Regions from separate parts of the Homo sapiens genome. Here regions 1 and 2 are each linked to region 3. Evidence: chromatin loops called from intact Hi-C (ENCODE). Cell type or tissue: GM12878. All regions are shown on one strand. Each heading gives the region's core, and the rest is flanking DNA. Links, peaks and the distances in the headings are about the cores only.

The links. Hi-C counts contacts between places; a loop is a spot of excess contacts. Peaks named below come from ENCODE experiments on the same cell type or tissue, not always from the same donor. Only the 100,000 strongest peaks of a DNase experiment are listed, where the experiment ranks them.
Region 1: it touches region 3 in a loop (8-fold over the local background); 4 of 110 quality-filtered maps call a loop at or near these places.
Region 2: a loop joins it to region 3, with 4 times the contacts of the local background. A loop is called at or near these places in 2 of 110 quality-filtered maps.

What each region holds. Positions count from the first base shown.
Region 1 is chr9:1,724,098-1,729,856 of GRCh38, reverse strand. All of the region lies in intron 2 of LOC105375951 (a long non-coding RNA gene), which reads right to left. Among named protein-coding and RNA genes, the nearest start is that of SMARCA2, 290 kb to the left of the region's middle. In GM12878, for the core only: a CTCF peak has its summit at 2,296 (motif pointing left); no DNase peak of the experiment used is centred there.
Region 2 is chr9:1,457,603-1,463,361 of GRCh38, reverse strand. All of the region lies in intron 3 of LOC102723803 (a long non-coding RNA gene), which reads right to left. Among named protein-coding and RNA genes, the nearest start is that of DMRT2, 410 kb to the right of the region's middle. In GM12878, for the core only: a CTCF peak has its summit at 3,029 (motif pointing left); a DNase peak (open chromatin) is centred at 2,991.
Region 3 is chr9:1,867,417-1,873,175 of GRCh38, reverse strand. All of the region lies in intron 2 of LOC105375951 (a long non-coding RNA gene), which reads right to left. Among named protein-coding and RNA genes, the nearest start is that of SMARCA2, 150 kb to the left of the region's middle. RefSeq lists an enhancer at 1,216-1,265. In GM12878, for the core only: a CTCF peak has its summit at 3,096 (motif pointing right); a DNase peak (open chromatin) is centred at 3,215; H3K27ac peaks cover 761 bases.

The sequences.
Region 1 (5,759 bases), core at 407-5,406, 140 kb after region 3:
GGAATGCTGCAGTCTGGAATCAACGTGTCGTTGGGTTGGTTCCTTCTGAGGGCGTTCAGGGAGAATGTGGTCCAGGTCTCTCCCCTGGCTTCTGGGGGTGTGCTGGCAATCACTGGAGCTCTTGTCTTGTGGAAGAATCATCCTGATCTCTGCCTTTGTCTTCATATGATGACCTCCCTGTGTGTATATCTTTGTGTCCAAATATCTCCTTTTCATAAGGACACCAGTCATATTAGATTACGACCCACCCTAATGACCTTATTTTAATTTAACTAGTTACGTCTGCAATGACTCTATTTCCAAATAAAGTTACATTCTAAGGATTTCAAAATACAAATGTTTGAAGGACACAATTCATAATGGAGCTGGACAAAGAGGCAGAAATATGGTAGCTAATAGGGCAGAAATTGGAGATACCAAGGTAAATCAGGAGGCAGGGCTTGGGCAGGGTCCCCAAGGTACTGGCATGCAGAGTTCTTGTTTGTTTTTTAAATGGACTTGTAGGGTGCACATGTGGAGAGAGGGCTGCTATGGTAAGGAGTCCATTCCAGGAGAGAGATGGATACAGTATTGGGTGTTAAAACAGAAGAGCTAATCTGGGCAGGTGAATGGGCAGGCTTTACACTTGTTTATACCACTTCATTTCTCCTTTTTCCTTTGACACCCCAAAGCTCTGACAATGAAAAAGCATAGTTATCTTCTCTTATTCAACCATCCCCAAGATCCTACATTTTAGAAGCTGCTTTTGGTAATGAAATTTACAATTATTTCAAACACTTTAGGAAACCATTTGCTTTTACTAGTCAGTGTGAAGGGGAGAGTAAATGATATTCAAACATTTATTGCCTACTACGTGAAGGGTATTTCTTTTGTTTTGTTTTGTTTTTCTTTCTTATTTAACCTCATTCAAGTTTCATATGACAGATACTTCTTTTCCTAAAATTTTGTAGTATTTCATCTCCTACATGTTTTAAAGGAAAATGCTTTGTCCTAATATTCTCTAGTATTGGTACATCAGCATGCCCTTTTAATCTTATCTTCAGAGTTTTTCTCAAATCAGCCCACTTTGTTCCAACTTCATTGCCATCGCCATAATAGAGGCCAGTGGTTCTCAGGGTGTGGCCTCCAGATCAGAGGCATCAGCACCACCTGGGAACTTGTTAGACACAAAGATTCTCTGCCCACCCCATGCGCCCATTGCACCTGCATATTCACAAGACCTACAGAATCAAAAACTCTAGGGGTGGGGTCTAGAAATCTGTGTTTTAAGAGCCCTCCAGGTGATTCTGATCAATATTATTTATCACCCGGTCTAATGTATTGGCCTCCTAACTGGTATCCATACTTATACGCTTGTCTGATCTCCATAGAGGAGCCAGAGTGACTCCCTCAAAATTTCAACAAAATCATCTCATCATTAAGATTTGTTTAAAATTTTAAAGCAAAGGCTTTCTACTGCACTTGCGATAGAAATAAATTCTCACCATAACTTACAAGCCCTCTTTCTCTTCCATCTTCCCCTTGCTCACCACACTCCTGGGATACTGGTATTGGAACTGATGGAACATGCTAAGTCAGCTTTGTTTGCTTCTGTACCCTGAACACCTGGTTCATAAGAGACATTTACTATTTACTGCATAAATCATTTAATTGGTAAAGATGTCCATATCTATCCTATCCACTGTGTTTATAATTTTGTTAAGTTCAAATTTGTTCTTTCTTAGGTATTATCTGTTTATATTCTAACAAGTCCTGTACTTCTCTGTTCTTGTCAGATGCCCCCTAATCTTTATCCTTTGGATTATTTTAATTAGCTATTAATAAAGTTTACAAAATATTAACAAAGTACATACTGGTACTATAAAACATGGGCTCATTTCCAGAAGCTCACATGCGAGTAGAGAAGCAGACATGCAAACACCTGTTTTAAAAAACGTACGTCAAATGCATAATGCAGTTTTGAACCATGAAGATAATATTTAAGCTGAGTCTGAAAGGAAAAGAAGAAACTCTCCAAGTAGGGAATTGCATGAGGATATTACTGGTAGAGGAACAGCATATGCAAAGACACTGAGCTATGAAGAAAACAAAGACGGCAAGTTCAGCATGGTTTGGTCTTAGGAAAGAGAAGCCACTCATGAGGCTGAGGACTGACAGTAGACCATATATATAGTAACAACCCTATAAGCATAAGGTGGGGGCAGAGTGTTGGATTTTACTCTGTAGATAATAAGAAGCAATCAGAGCTTTTGAATCCTGCAAGGGGGAGGGCCATATTTGAGTTTAGGGTCCCTCTGGTGGTAATGTGGTGGATGGACTAGAGAGGAAGGAGAGTGGCATGAAGCCCATTCAGGAGGCTGTAATTCCTGAACCTACTCTATTTCTTTCCTTTTTCACTTACGTGAAGGACACCCTGGGCCAGTCCTTTGTCACTTTATGCAAGGCGATGCACAACAGTGACTTCCTGTCTCCTTCAGGTGCTCTGCGTGCACTTCAGTCTTACTACTTTTGGAACCATGTGGGCTCTGTGTTAGCCAACATTTCCTTGAGCCCATTGTGCACCCTGTTACCCAGTGAATCTCCTCTGGAGTCACTTTCTCCCTGCCATCTTTCAACTTCCACATTTACAGTAGCCTCATTGACTACAGAATCACATATTCACTACTTCTGCTTTTCAAGACTCTAGTCAGCCTGTTTCTCCGTGCCTATTTCCTGGTATTAGTGAAACCCCAACCTTTTATACCTAGAAAGGACATTGATGAGTATCTATTTTGTAGATATGGAAATTAGTACTTAAGTAAATGAAAGACTTATCCAAAGTTACATACCAGGTTAGTATCAGAGGCAAAACTAGACTCTTTCTATCACAAATTCTTTCCTAAAGGATAATCTTCTAGATACGTGCACATGTGTGGTAAATAATGAAAATCATGATAGTGGTAACCTTGTAGCACTATGCATGGTGACTTATACTTTACAAAGTGATTATTATATTCATTGTTAATTATATTAAACTACATAACCTAAGTATCATAATCATTCCCTATTTACTGGCCAATACAGTCAATTTAGAGAGACTGAATGACTTCCTGAGATTTCTACAGTTTGTGCTGGCTGAGAAAATCCCCAAATCCAAGTAAACTCTGACTCCTAATCCTATGCCTTTTGAATCACACTCTGCAGCCTTGAGTGCATCCTGTGTTATAAATAAGCCTTCATATCTTCCCTTGAGCCCATGACTTTTTGGTATCCTGGGTTTTGTACACCTAAACACTAAGGGATAAGGATTTGTAAGTATCCATTTACTGGTTTACTCAGCACATTGACTTAAGTAGATGAGCAACATCTTGATTAAAAAGAATTGGAAATCAGAGGCTTTTGAATACGTAAGAATTTGATAAATTATAATGAGCCCGTAAAATAAGCAGAAGGGAATAAGAATGAGAAAAATAAAATTAAGATGGAATTCCAAAATATTAGGTAAGGGGAAGTTGCATAAATGCAGTGAAAATTGCAGAGAACATGACCAGAGCCCACAATGCAACCAAAACACAGCCACCATGAAAACCAAGGCACAATGATGCCTGTGTTTAAGCAGATCTAACAGAGATGCATGTACACCATTACCATCTCCCAAACCCAGGCAAGAGAAAGCATTCCTCAGAACTTCAACATGGCTTTATATTTGAAATTCATTATACCATTGAAAAGTGTGTTACTTCGCTGCACCAAAGTCTCTATTTTTGCTAATGACAAATGTACTAATAATAGCAACTGCTATTTGTTGACTGCTTACTGCAGAGGAGCAGGAACTGTGTAGTGTACTTTGCGCACATTAACTCACTGGTACCCGCAATTATTAGTAGTGTTCCCATTTCTTAGGTGAAGAAGTTGAAGCTCAGAGAGGGTAAGCAACTTAAGTTAATAGGTCACACAGTTGATAGGTGATAAGGTCAGGATTTGAACCTGGGACTGTCTGAATCTATAGCCTACACTTTTAGCAACTAAAACCTTTTTTGGGAAGTAGATTTGCATAGGAATTGTTATGCATTTTCCTTGTAAATCAACCCTCTTTCACAAGCATTCTCTCCAAAATGACAGCAGGTAAAGAACACAGTCTGATTCCCACCTACATTCAACAAATAACTGTGTGTAAAAGTAGGCGGCCTTAAAGTAAAGGTGTTATGTTGTGATTTTTTTTTTTTTTTTTTTTTGAGATGGAGTCCTGCTTCTTCACCTAGGCTGGAATGCAATGGCACAATCTCAGCTCACTGCAACCTCTACTTCCCGGTTCAAGCAATTCTCCTGCCTCAGCCTCCTCAGTAGCTGGGATTACAGGCACGTGCCACCATGCCCAGCTAATTTTTGTATTTTTAGTTCATGGCCATGTTGGCCAGGCTGGTCTCAAACTCCTGACCTCAAGTGATCTGCCCGCCTCAACCTCCCAAAGTGTTGGGATTACAGGCGTGAGCCACTGTGCTCAGCCGTGATTTTTTTGTATTATTGTTGTGTATATTTGCTTAAATTACTGTTTTTGTGTGCATATTTTGTGTAGCAAAATTATCATCAGGGTGATGTATTTTATAATAAATATTAACATTATATTAAAATCTAAACTTGATTTCTAAAATTATACAAGTAGATGTATTTGTTTTTCATCATGTCTCACAATAGTGCCAGAATTTGGGGTGCATATTTAGCTTGACCCATGCATGTGGTCTGGCATCATTTCCTATTATTGAGGATGCTTGCTTTGTGAAATAAATGAATGTCACAGGGAAAATGAGAATGATGACATGGGTTATTGATTTCTAAAAGTATCTAAGATGATTTGCAATAAATCATGAATTATATTTTATTCTTCCATTTTAATATTTTAATCATAACTCTTTAATCGTAAGGTGGTACATCTTGCCCAACAATTCCATAACCTTAATTCATTAGAGTGCCCTTCAAGATAGCAGTCAGACAAAATAGTAATTCCCCTCTTAGGAATTGGACCGACTAAAGCACTTATGAATTCGCTAAGAAAACGGAGAAGATTTCAGAAAGCAGCTTTCTATAATTAGTAAATCCCACCACTGAGACCAGTGCCAGCAACCCCATGATCCAGTTCAGAAGTCAGCAAACTGTGGCCCCTGGGCCAAATGGCCCACCACCTGTTTTTGTATATCTTGCAAGCCAATGATGGTATTTACATTTTTAAATGTTTTTTTAAAAATCTGAAGAAGAGGAGTATTGTGTGATGTGTGGAAATTGTATGAAATTCAAGTTTCAGCGCCCATAAAGAAAGTTTTCTTGGAATACAGCACACCCACTTGTTTCCATATTGTTGATGGCTGTTTTTGTGTTACGGCAGCGTAGCTGAGCAGTTTCCACAGAGACTATATGGCCCACGAACTTTAAAATATTCACTATGTGCTCCTTTACAGAAAAAGTTTGCTGGCCCCTGATCAGGAACATTACCCTCACTTCTTCAAAGGGATGTTGGGCACAGAAAAATACATACCCATGCACAGACACTGTTCTCATTCGAAAACCATCATCATTCATTCTCAAATACTTACTGAGCATGTAGTATGAGCCAATCTCTGGGGAAGGCATGTGAGATAAAGGGCTGAGTAACACATAGTCCCTTTGCTTAAGGAGTTTGCTATCTAGAAGATTAAAACATACACAGAAAATGCAAAGGCTGTAAGCTCAGGGCAAACAGAGGTATCAGGGGCGATGTTGTGCTTATAACAGGATCTGGTTAAGAG
Region 2 (5,759 bases), core at 407-5,406, 410 kb after region 3:
ATCTATTATAATTACATTGCCTCCAATGAAAGGCTGCTTATCCTTATCCCCACTTCACAGATAAGGAAAGTGAGGTCAGAAAGGAAAAGATTACTCTCAGTTTTATGCAGATAAAGAAAACTGGGCCAAGATTCAATTATAGGATTGATCCACGGAAGGAAAGAACAAAGGGAGGGAGAGAAGAAGGAAAGGAGGAAGGAAGGAGGGGGAAAGGGAGGGAGATAGGGAGGGAAGGAGAAGAGGCATGAAGGGAAGAAGGCCAAAAGGAGGGAATAAATCACTGTTTTTCATGTTACACCCCTCTGCCTCCTTTTCCCTGTGTAATTTGCTAGCTGTGTGACCTTGGATGAATTGTGTCAACTCTCTGAGCTTCAGTTCTATGATCAATATAATAAGGAAAGTGTTGTCCCTCCCAACCACACAAGATTTATGGGAGGATTAAATGAACTAATGTAGGTAAACATGCTTTGTGAGCAATGCTGAGTTGGATAAATAAAGGGAAGCTTAGTGTCACAAGTGTTTCCCATTTTTTACAGCTCATAAAAATACGTGCCACAGTTCATTCAAACGTCAGCTCTCAGCACCTCAAGATTTGTCATTCATTTATTTGACACATTTACTGAACTCCTCTGGTGTTCCAAGGACAGTAGCTGGCACTGGGTAGGCCTAGTTGAATAAGAGTCAGCCCTACCTTGGAAAGTTCACGGTCCTAGGGAGGAGAGATACTTAATCATGGATAAATACAATATGGTGCAAGGCATAACACAGTGGAAGGCCATCTGTGCTTTTCAGGATAATTCACTCTGCCCCTGGGGTTATTGGGGAGGCTTCACAGAGGAAAAAAAGGCTTACATGGGGTCCTGAGGGATGAGTAGGAGTTTGTACCTTCTTGTCCCCGTCAGTTGACCTGAGTTACTGCCCAGCTGTCAGCTGTTAGGCCCCACTGAGCACCAGCTCCAGGGTTTCCTATGATTTAGGTGGGTCATCTGAGGACAACATGATTCTAGGTAGTGTCCAAATGCCTCATTTCTTAACATTTACATTGTCCAGAAATTATTGTCCATCCACTCCCACTCCAGTCCAAGAAGACTGTCTCTTCACACCAAAGTGCCTGCTAATTAAAGACAGGAGATTTTCCCTTGCTGATTCTGGGAAGCCCACTTTTATTTCCTGATCTGAAAAACTTTAGGGGAAAAATCTACTCCCCCTTTGGAAAGATCTACAGACACACACTGTTCTTGCAAAGATGAGGCTGCTTGTACTCCCGCTCAGTATAATAATTGTTAGACAAACATCTGCGCTTTCCATTCCCATTATTGTGGTTTGTGTGAATTGCAGACACCAAGTTGCTGACCTCCCAGCCTGCCACAGAAGCCTGACATTTATCTCCCTGGTGCCACTCTAATTTGCAAAGGAAATGGCAGAAATGCAACCAAGAGAAAGAATGCATGAGAATGCATGAGGTGACCTTGGTAGAAAGACGTGCACCCTACCAAATTGAACTTTGAACTTCATTAAATGCACGTTTTATTTTAGTTGGTAAATGCACAAATAATGGGCTGCTGGTGAGACAACGGCATTGAGTAGCAGCAAGAACATGAGCTCTGAAATTAAACAGGCCTGGATTCAAATTCACACTACTTCACTTTCAAGCTGTGAAGTCTTGTTACTAAACTCAGAGTTTCTATTTTTCTCTTGGAAACTGAAATAAAATGAATGTGTTGTCTCTTATGATGTCAAGGGCCCCTCAAATTCTAATAATCCAAGATTATATTAATTGTGCTAATGTAAGCAGCAAATATTTAACAATCGTTCAAATAATTTCTGAGTCTTCCCTGTATTTCAGGCCCCATGCTGAAAGCTGGGGCAAACAGAATAAGAAAGAAAACCTTGCTCCTGTCCTCAAATAGATGATGACCAGCATGGGCCTTTAATTGAGGTAATGAGCACACAAAGGCTAAGAGACAACAAGTGTCTTAGTAGCAAGTGCCAGGAGGCTGGTCGGAGAAGGAGGGAGGAGAGAGTCACACCTTGAGAAAGGAGTAAAAATAAAATGGTTAGAGAGAAGAGAGAAAGGGCAGCTCAGGCATGGCGGGGGGCAGGGACGGGGGCACAGAGGAGCAACAATTCTATCTCGAACGTGTGTGCTGGGGGCTTTGTGTTAGAAAACTGAGACACACAGTCTGATACATTTTTGTGCCATTTCTGGACACAAGAAGCAGACTGTAAGGTATCAGTTGGTTTTCTATAACTTCCTGATTGACAGATCCAATAGCCACTACTTAAATCCCTTTGCCCTTTGACTTCCATAAAGCACTTTAACATCCCTAAGCAACCTACTTTGTGGAATTCAGACCTCTTGGTCCACCGAGAGTCAGGTGGCCTCCTGAGCCACTCGCCTCTTCCTCTCAGTCTTTTCTGCTTCCTCCCCTTCCTCTGCCTAGCCTGGACTGTACAAGGTTCCCATGAGGTCTGTTCTAGTTCTGTTATCTTTCTCCTTCTACCTATCTTTCCCTAGAAAGCTCTTCCACTCTCACCACTTCAACTTCTACCTCAAGGCCAATGACCCCTGAATGAATACATCTACTGCAGGCCAGCTCCCTCGAGCCTCAGATCCCTATGGATGGGATATCTCTACCTGGTGTCCCATATGCTCCTCACGCCTAGAGTGCCCAAAGCTAAATATGACCCCAACCCCCCGCCTGCTTTTCTTCCTGTGTTCCTTCCAGTGTTTCCCCATGCTCTGTGTCCACACCAAGCTGAAGCACAAAGCATAGGCTCCTTCTGCTGCCTTCAAGGCATGTTATCCAAGAGAATACCCTGATAAGGAAAATACCCTAAAAAGCTTTATCCTCTTATTAGGTTTTTTGTTTGTTTGTTTCTGCTGTCTGCAGCATTCAAGGGGCCCCAAAATACATCCACGCCTCACTCCTTTCTGCCTCAAACCCTCACTCGTCCATTTCTACTGGTCTCTGAACCAGTAGAATGTTTGCAAATTAAACAAAGCATTTCACCGGGTGTGCAAGAGGACCCCCTAGTGGTAAAGAGGATCACAGCCTACTTTCCATTTCTCTCCTTCCCATCATACCTGGGAGTCTCCACCTTTCTGAGTCTCATTCTGTGCACATTTAAATTGCAGACAGTCCTCAAATATCTGTGGAGTTAATGAGAAAGCGTAAAGTGAATTTGAAAACTGCAATTTTTAAGTATGCATATAAGAGAACTTGTAGAAAAAGCACTTTTAAGAAGCAGGTCAACTGGGAAATTGCCTTGTTACTATAAGGTGCACTAAATCATCACTGGCTAAATAGTGCACTAGATAGAAAAATGTAGATTTATCAGAGCACCTCTCGGGAAAAGTACTGTGTGTGGTTGGGCGCTTTTATAACCTCGTTGGAGAGAAAGAGTAAGACCCTTCAAGGGACGTGTCGTAGCGACCACAAATGGTCACTATCACCACCTTCTTTAAATCTATGTTAGGAGTGAAGAGTGACACTAGCATGTTCTGTTTTCTGGGTTCTAGTAAGGTGCTATGGCAGGATAGTATTATTTAATTAAATTAAATGTATTATAAAATACATTATCTTATTGAATGTATGTGCTTGCGTTATGCTGTTTTAAAAGGCCTGGATAGGAGGGGTTGGGCTAGCTTATGATATGCTCTTTGGAGTTGGTCATTATGCAAAGCGTGGCCAACAATGATATTGTATAAAATTTCTTTTTGTTGTGCTAGTTTCAGGCCTCCCAGAGGTCTGCTGTTTCTTAACCAGGCTCTTTAAGAGGGAAATTTATAGGTGATGTGATGGGATTAAAGGTATTCTTCCTCCCCCATCACCCATAGTTTCAACCTGCTTCTTCCATAGCACTTCACAATATCTATATAAGCTTGGATAATTGTTTGTTTGAATTCAGTAAACGCTTCACACATGTTAATGGGATTTTTCCAACAGTCTGAGCCCCACCATGAAATCTGATTTCTTCTCCCCACCCTAACCCAGCCCCATTGTAAGCAGCCCATGAAATGCTTACCACATCCCTATATATGCATGGACCTTCAATTGTAGCTTGAGCACACTCATGCTTCTAGGCCCTCCAACAGGTGTATAATTGTTATGCTGTACAATGTCATCCAAGGAATTTCTCAACTTATTTATGCAAATTCTATATGCCACAACTACTCTGTTTTTGACAAAATTTATACCCCAAAATAGTCCAAAACATTGTGTAGGCTACATCTCTAAAAACAATAATATTAAGTATGTTACAGCTGATTTTTTAATTTTAAATTTCCACATCAAAATGCCAAAGAATAGATAGATAGATAGACAGATATAGATATATATACATATAGATAGATATAGATATAGATATATAGATATATCTGTTCTCCTCTCCCTATCTCAAAAATCAAGTAAAACCCTGTATAGTTTTAAGGAAGAGGATTGGAAGGTCATTGCTTATGCTATATGTGTTGAACCCACTAAGTTCAATTATATAACAGGTTCATTAAGTATTCTCTTTGGCATACTTTTGCCTCTCTGGACAGTGAATTTATGAGCTGTGTGAGGTCTCACCCATATGCTCTGCCTTAATCTTAAATTCCAACCCAATTTATGACTCATCACCTCAAGTGGGAATATGAACAATGACATCTGCTGCAACACTGAGTAATTTTTCCTCATGACTCAGCCACCAAGTGGTCATAAATGTGTCATTAAGAACCACTCAAATATGGTTGCACTAAGTTGTCTTGTGTAAATACCCCACATTTTAATCTGAAACTAATAGCAATCATAATCTAAGATAGGGAGCACTTTCCCATGTTATCAAAGAGTTGATCTACCCCAGTTTCTGTCAGCAGTTACCACATAGGATCATGGTATTATAAAATCAGCTAAAACGATTCCATTGAGCCCAATCCCTCAGCTTCCAACTGAAAAGTACGGCTAAGTTTTGTTAGAATTTATTCCTATTGCATTCTTTCACTGTATATTTAACAAGTATTTATTGAGTTCATATAGTTTATGGGAAAGAAATTAAAATGCTCATCTGGAGATCTGAGTTCTGGTCGTAATAGCTAATAACAAGTTATATGAGCTTGATCAATCACTTAATCTATTTGGAACCATTTTCTCCTTTATCAAATGACTGGTTGTACCTCACAGGGTCATTGTAAATTTCAAATAAGACAAAAGGATTTTAAACTATCATTAGTATATTACTTAAGTAATTGTTATTCTCATATTGTTATCTTGACAGTCTCAAGTTATTGGCAGCTTAGCCATTACCAATAACACAGGTACAGATTACATCTTTTATTTCTGTGAGTTATCCCATTGGCCATAACAATCTATACAATAAACTTGCTTAAATGAGTCTTTTGAGTTGAATTACTGCTCTAGAATTTTATATTAAATCTAATTATACGTACTATAGTGAATTACATAGAAAGTGCTATTTCTTATTTTGACTGATATTCATCAATATAAAAATCTTAAATTGATTGATGGTTTTGTTCTGATGTACACTCTTCAGTTCCTGAGAGTGAGCAATTGATCTGATACATGAAGGTTAATATCACATTAAGAGACTTGGATAAAATGATACCAGATATAATGCTTCCAGGTTTCTTTTAATGTTCATAGTTATCACTGTGCCCTGTGTCGGTGCCTCAGGTAGTCTGGTTTTTATGCTCATACTTTGTTTCACTTCCCTATAAGCCAGATAATGTTAGCACAAATAGAATGAGGTGCAGGAGT
Region 3 (5,759 bases), core at 503-5,502:
TTCCAGTTTGGAATCATACGGTATGTAGTCTTTCGAGTCTGACTTCTTTCACGTAGAATAACGAATTAGATAATTTTTTCACGGTGTTGTATATATAAGTAATTTGTTCCTTTTTATTGCTGAGTAGTATTCTACCACATGGATGTATTACAGTTGTTTATCCATTCCCCAGGCAATTTTAACTGAGTGTAAAATCTGTGTTAGGGTTTGAGTGACCTCTGCCACAGGATTAGGGGTGTGCTGCCCCTGCTACCTGCCTGAGTCTTGTAGGACTACTCTCTGTGGTCCCGTGAAAATGAGCCTTGTCCGCATGAACTTCCACTACCATCTCTCCATCCTGCAACTTAACATGTGAGTGCAAGACAAAGGAGGAGGGTGGTGAGCAGAGACTGGAGGTGACACAGCTGTGGCAGGGCTTACTCTGAAGGATTCTAAAGTACTGCATACACCTATGCAGGATTCATTTCACCCTGGAAATATAGCCCTGAAATAGAGCATGAGCATCAGAGAGAGGAAGTCAGTTGCCACCTTGCAGGATCACAGCAAGCGAAAGAGGAGGAGAAGAAGAAAATGTACATCTGAAGCATTAGAGAAATGCCTCCTCTCATTAAAATGTGCCTAGGTTCAGCAGATCAGACCCAGGTCTATTAAACATCCAGGGAAAGTATTCCTCGCCATCAACTAAATAAAACTCATTTCATTTCCTTGAGAAGGTAGGAGCTGAAGTCACTTCCAGTTAATAAAAAACTTAAGGTGGGCAAAATAAAATAATCTCACCTTGACTCAGGAGGATATCTTTAAACAGTAACAGCAAATCCAACTCTTTCCCCCTTTCTTTGCCTTTTCCAAGAATAGACTGCAAAACCCAGCCATGTTTGAAAAGAATATGCATCTGCAGCTCTCACTGCAGTCTATAAAGCTCCTGACATTTTCTCCAGGTCAGAGACACTGCATGCAAATACCTGTCTATCTATTCACATTCTGCCACTCAGGCAGTGAGGCAAAAAATCTGGACTCAATCCCTGCCTTGGGATAATTGCTTAGCAAACAGGATGCACATAATCCATTTTCATTATTAATACTCCAGTTAGGAGCCAGGCTCTATGTTTGGTTTCTCATAACGAGAGCTGCCTTACAATGGAGGTGATGCAATCTACCATTCAGCTCACAGCATCGAGAGGAGGCAAAGAAACGCCTCCTGTGGCAGATTTAGATTCCAGGCATTTCTGCTCCCCATAAAGCAGTAGGCTAGATGGGCCCACTATTGAAGAGCAGGACGTGCTGATTTTCCTGCCTGGGTGATTCTGTAAAAATGTCTTGCCTTCTCATTTGTTTATTGTATATTATATGTTCTTCATCTGGGTCCGATAGCTCCTTCGAAGGCATCTGCCCCATACGATTGCACACCCAGGGAGTGAAACTGCTGGCATGAAGTACAACAGAGTTTGAAAGTGATTGTCAAGCAGGGCTAATTCAGATGTAACCAGCACAACCCTCATGGCTGGCTCAACCACACAGCGGAAACCTGGTTAGTTTTTAAAGGTTATTTTTTTTTTTTTAAATGCTTGAACTAGAGATGTTTCCTGAAGAGAGTTAAAGGACTTCTTGGTGAAATCTGTTCTCCTTCTCCTGCAGCATTCATTCCATCTCAGTGGAAGGTGATTTGCTATTAAAAGTAAAGATAATCCATTATCACCCTGAGTCTTGAACTGCCAGGGGGAAGCCTGTAGCTGACTGGGAGGAAAGGCTGATAACTTGCATTTAAAGAAAAAAAAATATCAATTGCCAGTTGGTGTCTTGCCATCAGTGAGAAATACGGCATAAATTTGTCCACAGTCAGAGGGACTGAGTCCCTTGGAGAATTTGCAGTGGGATTTGAAGCCTTCCTATTTACCTCTAGGTGATTAGTTAGAGCCCAGTTTGGATCTGCAGTGACTGAGATGGTTATTTTTATCAAGCTCTTTGGTGACAGGTGTCTGTATTACAAGAAACAAATTGGCACTAATTGGGCACTCCCATTGGCATCTTGGCAGCAGAGAGCAACCACGGCTTGATTTAGGGAAACTGCACATTTACAGGCAGGGGACACCTGTGCTGGACATACCCAGTCTGTTTTGTTGCTGCTGTTTATTTGTTTTTGTTTGTTTCAAGAATTTGAGATATGCTAATTTTAAGTGTGGCAGTTGTCACCAGCATTCTCTCCTACCCCATCACACAAACACATATCCATGAGAGAATTCTTCAAAATAGCGTGCTGATCAAAGGCCTGTCAATCTGTTTATCTGGGATCATCAATGAGAGGCACTGGCCAGTGACTCCACAAGGATCAAGACAAAAGTTCTCAGGGTCAAGGTCATTGTGTTTTTTGTTCACCAGTGTATCTGGCATCCACTTTGGCATGTTGCAGATGCTGAATAATTGTTAAATGAAGACATATTTGTTTAATTAATAGATGAATGCTCCCTCTTTCTCTTTTCTCTCTCTCTCTCAATGTGTTACAACTGCCCATGAATGGCAATTCTTTCCAGTTGAATCCTAGATATTCGAAGTTGTACTGAACCTTAGCAATGGTCTGAAGAAACTACCATCATTGTTCAGATGAGAAACATTAGGGGCTTGGCGAGATGCGTGACTGAGCTGACAGCAGGATCTGTTTTCTGAGCCCTGGTGTGTTGCCATCTCAATGCTTCTTCTGAGAAAGAGATTTCAGAACACAGAACATCGCTGTGAATGAACAGCACAATGGCTCATGAATAGAGAAACCTGATTTCTATATTGGGATCCTCTCCTGATTATGTGGCCTCAAGAAAATCACTTCACATTATTGTGTTTCTGTGGTTTATGGTCTATTTGGGGAGATAGACAAGTAACCAGGCAATCACAATAAAGAATGCAACATTGGAATAATAAAGGAACAACTTGGAAGACACAAGCCAAAAAATACTAGCACAATATGGGGGCAGATTACTTTTCAGCTCTAAATAACTAGTACGTTGGACTAGAACATGTAAGGCTCACAAGAGGTGGCCCTTGATTTATTAAGTCTTAAGGGCCCATGCGGCGATTTCAGAAGTGACTCGCCCAGCATACTGTAGTGATCCACCAGGGGGGAGTAGAGGTCAATTTGTTCTGTACCAGAGGAGGTGAAGTGATTTGTGTTTTGTAATTAAGGGGAGGTAGGAGAGAGGAAGCAAGACTTAGGCTAATGCAAATTCAAGGTGTCCTATTCTTACAGCATCTTCCATACCAGTGGCACCTACGTAGAATGACTCAAGTTTTGAGCTCTCACTGTGAACCGGAAGCAACTCCTTGCAATTTCACACCATTGTGGTAGTTTTCCAGAAATATAAGTCTAGGGAGAAAGGATGATACAGGATGGCTTCTTGGCTACAGAAAAATTAAATGTCCATTTATCCATAGCAAGGAACACATAAATAGATGGTTTTCTTTAGCTATTCAGAAACTGGACCATTCAGACTTTTGCTGCAGCAACTAGCCCAACTGATGAAGTTGGTTTCCGTTATCTTTTTCTAATGCAGATGTTTATAAACTTTCAAAAAATGGACAGAATGAAAAAAGATGTAGTTTAATCAGACAAATGTATAATAATTTCTTTATTTTTATTTTATTTTTTGAGACAGAGTCTTACTCTGTTGCCCAGGCTGGAGTCCAGTGGCACAATCTCGGCTCACTGTAACTTCCGCCTCCCAGGTTCAAGCAATTCTCCTGCCTCAGCCTCCTGAGTGAGTAGCTGGGGTTACAGGTATGTGCTACCATCCGCCGGGCTAATTTTTTGTATTTTTAGTAGAAATGGGTTTTTACCATTTTGGCCAGGCTGGTCTTGACCTCCTGACATCACATGATCTGCTCACCTCGGCCTCCCAAAGTACTGGGATTACAGGTTTCTGTCACCATGCCCAGCCTAATAATTGCTTCATAGTAGTCTTTTTTTAAAAAACTTGACATCATAATTATATGTATTTATGGCATACTGAGTGATATTTCAATACATATATACAATGTATAATGATCAAATCAGAACAATTAGCATATGCATCACCTCAAACATTTATCATTTTTTTCTGTTGGGAACATTCAAAATCCTCTATTCTAGCTATATGTAAATATATAATAAATCGTTGTTAACTATAGTCACCCTACAGTACTATGGAGCACTAGAACTTATTCCTCCTATCTAGCTGCAATTTTGTATTCATTAACCAACCACTTCTTACCCTCTTCTCCTCCCTCCTCTTTCCAGCCCCTAATAATCACAATTATACTCTCTACTTCTATGAGCTCAACTTTTTTAGCTACCACATATGAGTGAGAAAATGTAGTATTTATCTTTCTGTGCCTGATTTACTACACTTAACATAATGCCCTACAGACTCATTCATGTTGCCTCAAATGACAGGATTTTATTCTTTTTTAATGGCTGAATAGTATTCCACTGTGTGTACAGACCACGTTTTACTTAACCATTCATCTGTTTTTGGACACCTAGGTTGATTACATAGCTTGGCTACTGTGACTAGTGCTTCAATAAATATCAAGGGGGACAGATAGCTCTTTGATATGTCAATTTCCTTTTCTTTGGCTAAGTACCTAGTAGTGGGATTGCTGGATCATATGATAGTTCTATCTTTAGTTTTTTTCAGGAACCTCCATACTATTGACCAAAATAGCTGTACTAATTTGTATTGACACCAACAATGTGTAAGAGTTCTCCTTTCTCTGCATCCTTGCCAGAATTTGTTATTTTTTTGTCTTTTTAAATAATAGCCTTTCTAACTGGGTTGAGATGGTATCTCGTTGTGGTTTTGATTCACATTTCCCTGATTAGTGATGTTGAGCATTTTTAATATACTTTTTGGCCATTTGAGAGATATTTTCACCTGAGAAATATTTATTCAGATTCTTTGCCCATTTTAAACCAGATTATTTTTCTTGCTATTGAATTGTTTGAGTTCCTTTAATATTCTGGATATTAATCCCTCATCAGGTTAATAGCTTACAAATATTTTCTCCCATTCTACAGGTTGTCTCTCAGTGTGTTAATTGTTTCCTTTGTTGTGCTTAAGGTTTTTTAGTCTGAAATAATCCAATTTGTCTATTTTTGCTTTTTTGCCTGTGTTTTTGAAGTTGTACCTATAAAATCTTTGCCCAATGTCATGAAGCATTTCTCTCATATTTTCTTCCAGTAGTTTTATTGTTTTAAGCCTTACATTTAAGTCTTAAATCCATTTTTAGTTAATTTCTGTTATGGCGATAAATAAGGGTATAGTCTCACTCTTTTGCATGTGGATATCCAGTTTTCTCAGCACCATTTATTGAAAAGCCTGCCATTCCCCAGTGTGTGTTCACGGTGCCTTTATCAATCAGTTGGCTATAAATGTATAAATTTCTTTCTGGCTTTTCTATTCTGTTCCATCAGTCTATGTGTCTGTTTTCATGCCAGTACCATGTGTTTTGGTTATTTTAGCTTTGTAGAATATTTTGAAATCTAGTATTTCTGGTATAATACTTCCGACTTTTTCTTTATGCTCAGGATTGGCTATTTGGAGTCTTTTGTGGTTCAATATGAATTTCAGGATTGTTTTTCCTATTTCTGTGAAGAATGTCATTGGTATTTTGAAAGAGATCGCATTAAATCTGTAGATTACTTTGGGCAGTACGGTCATTTCATAATATCAGTTCTTCCTATTAATGAACATGAGATTTTTATTTTGTTGTAGTTATTGCTTTCTTTGTTCCAT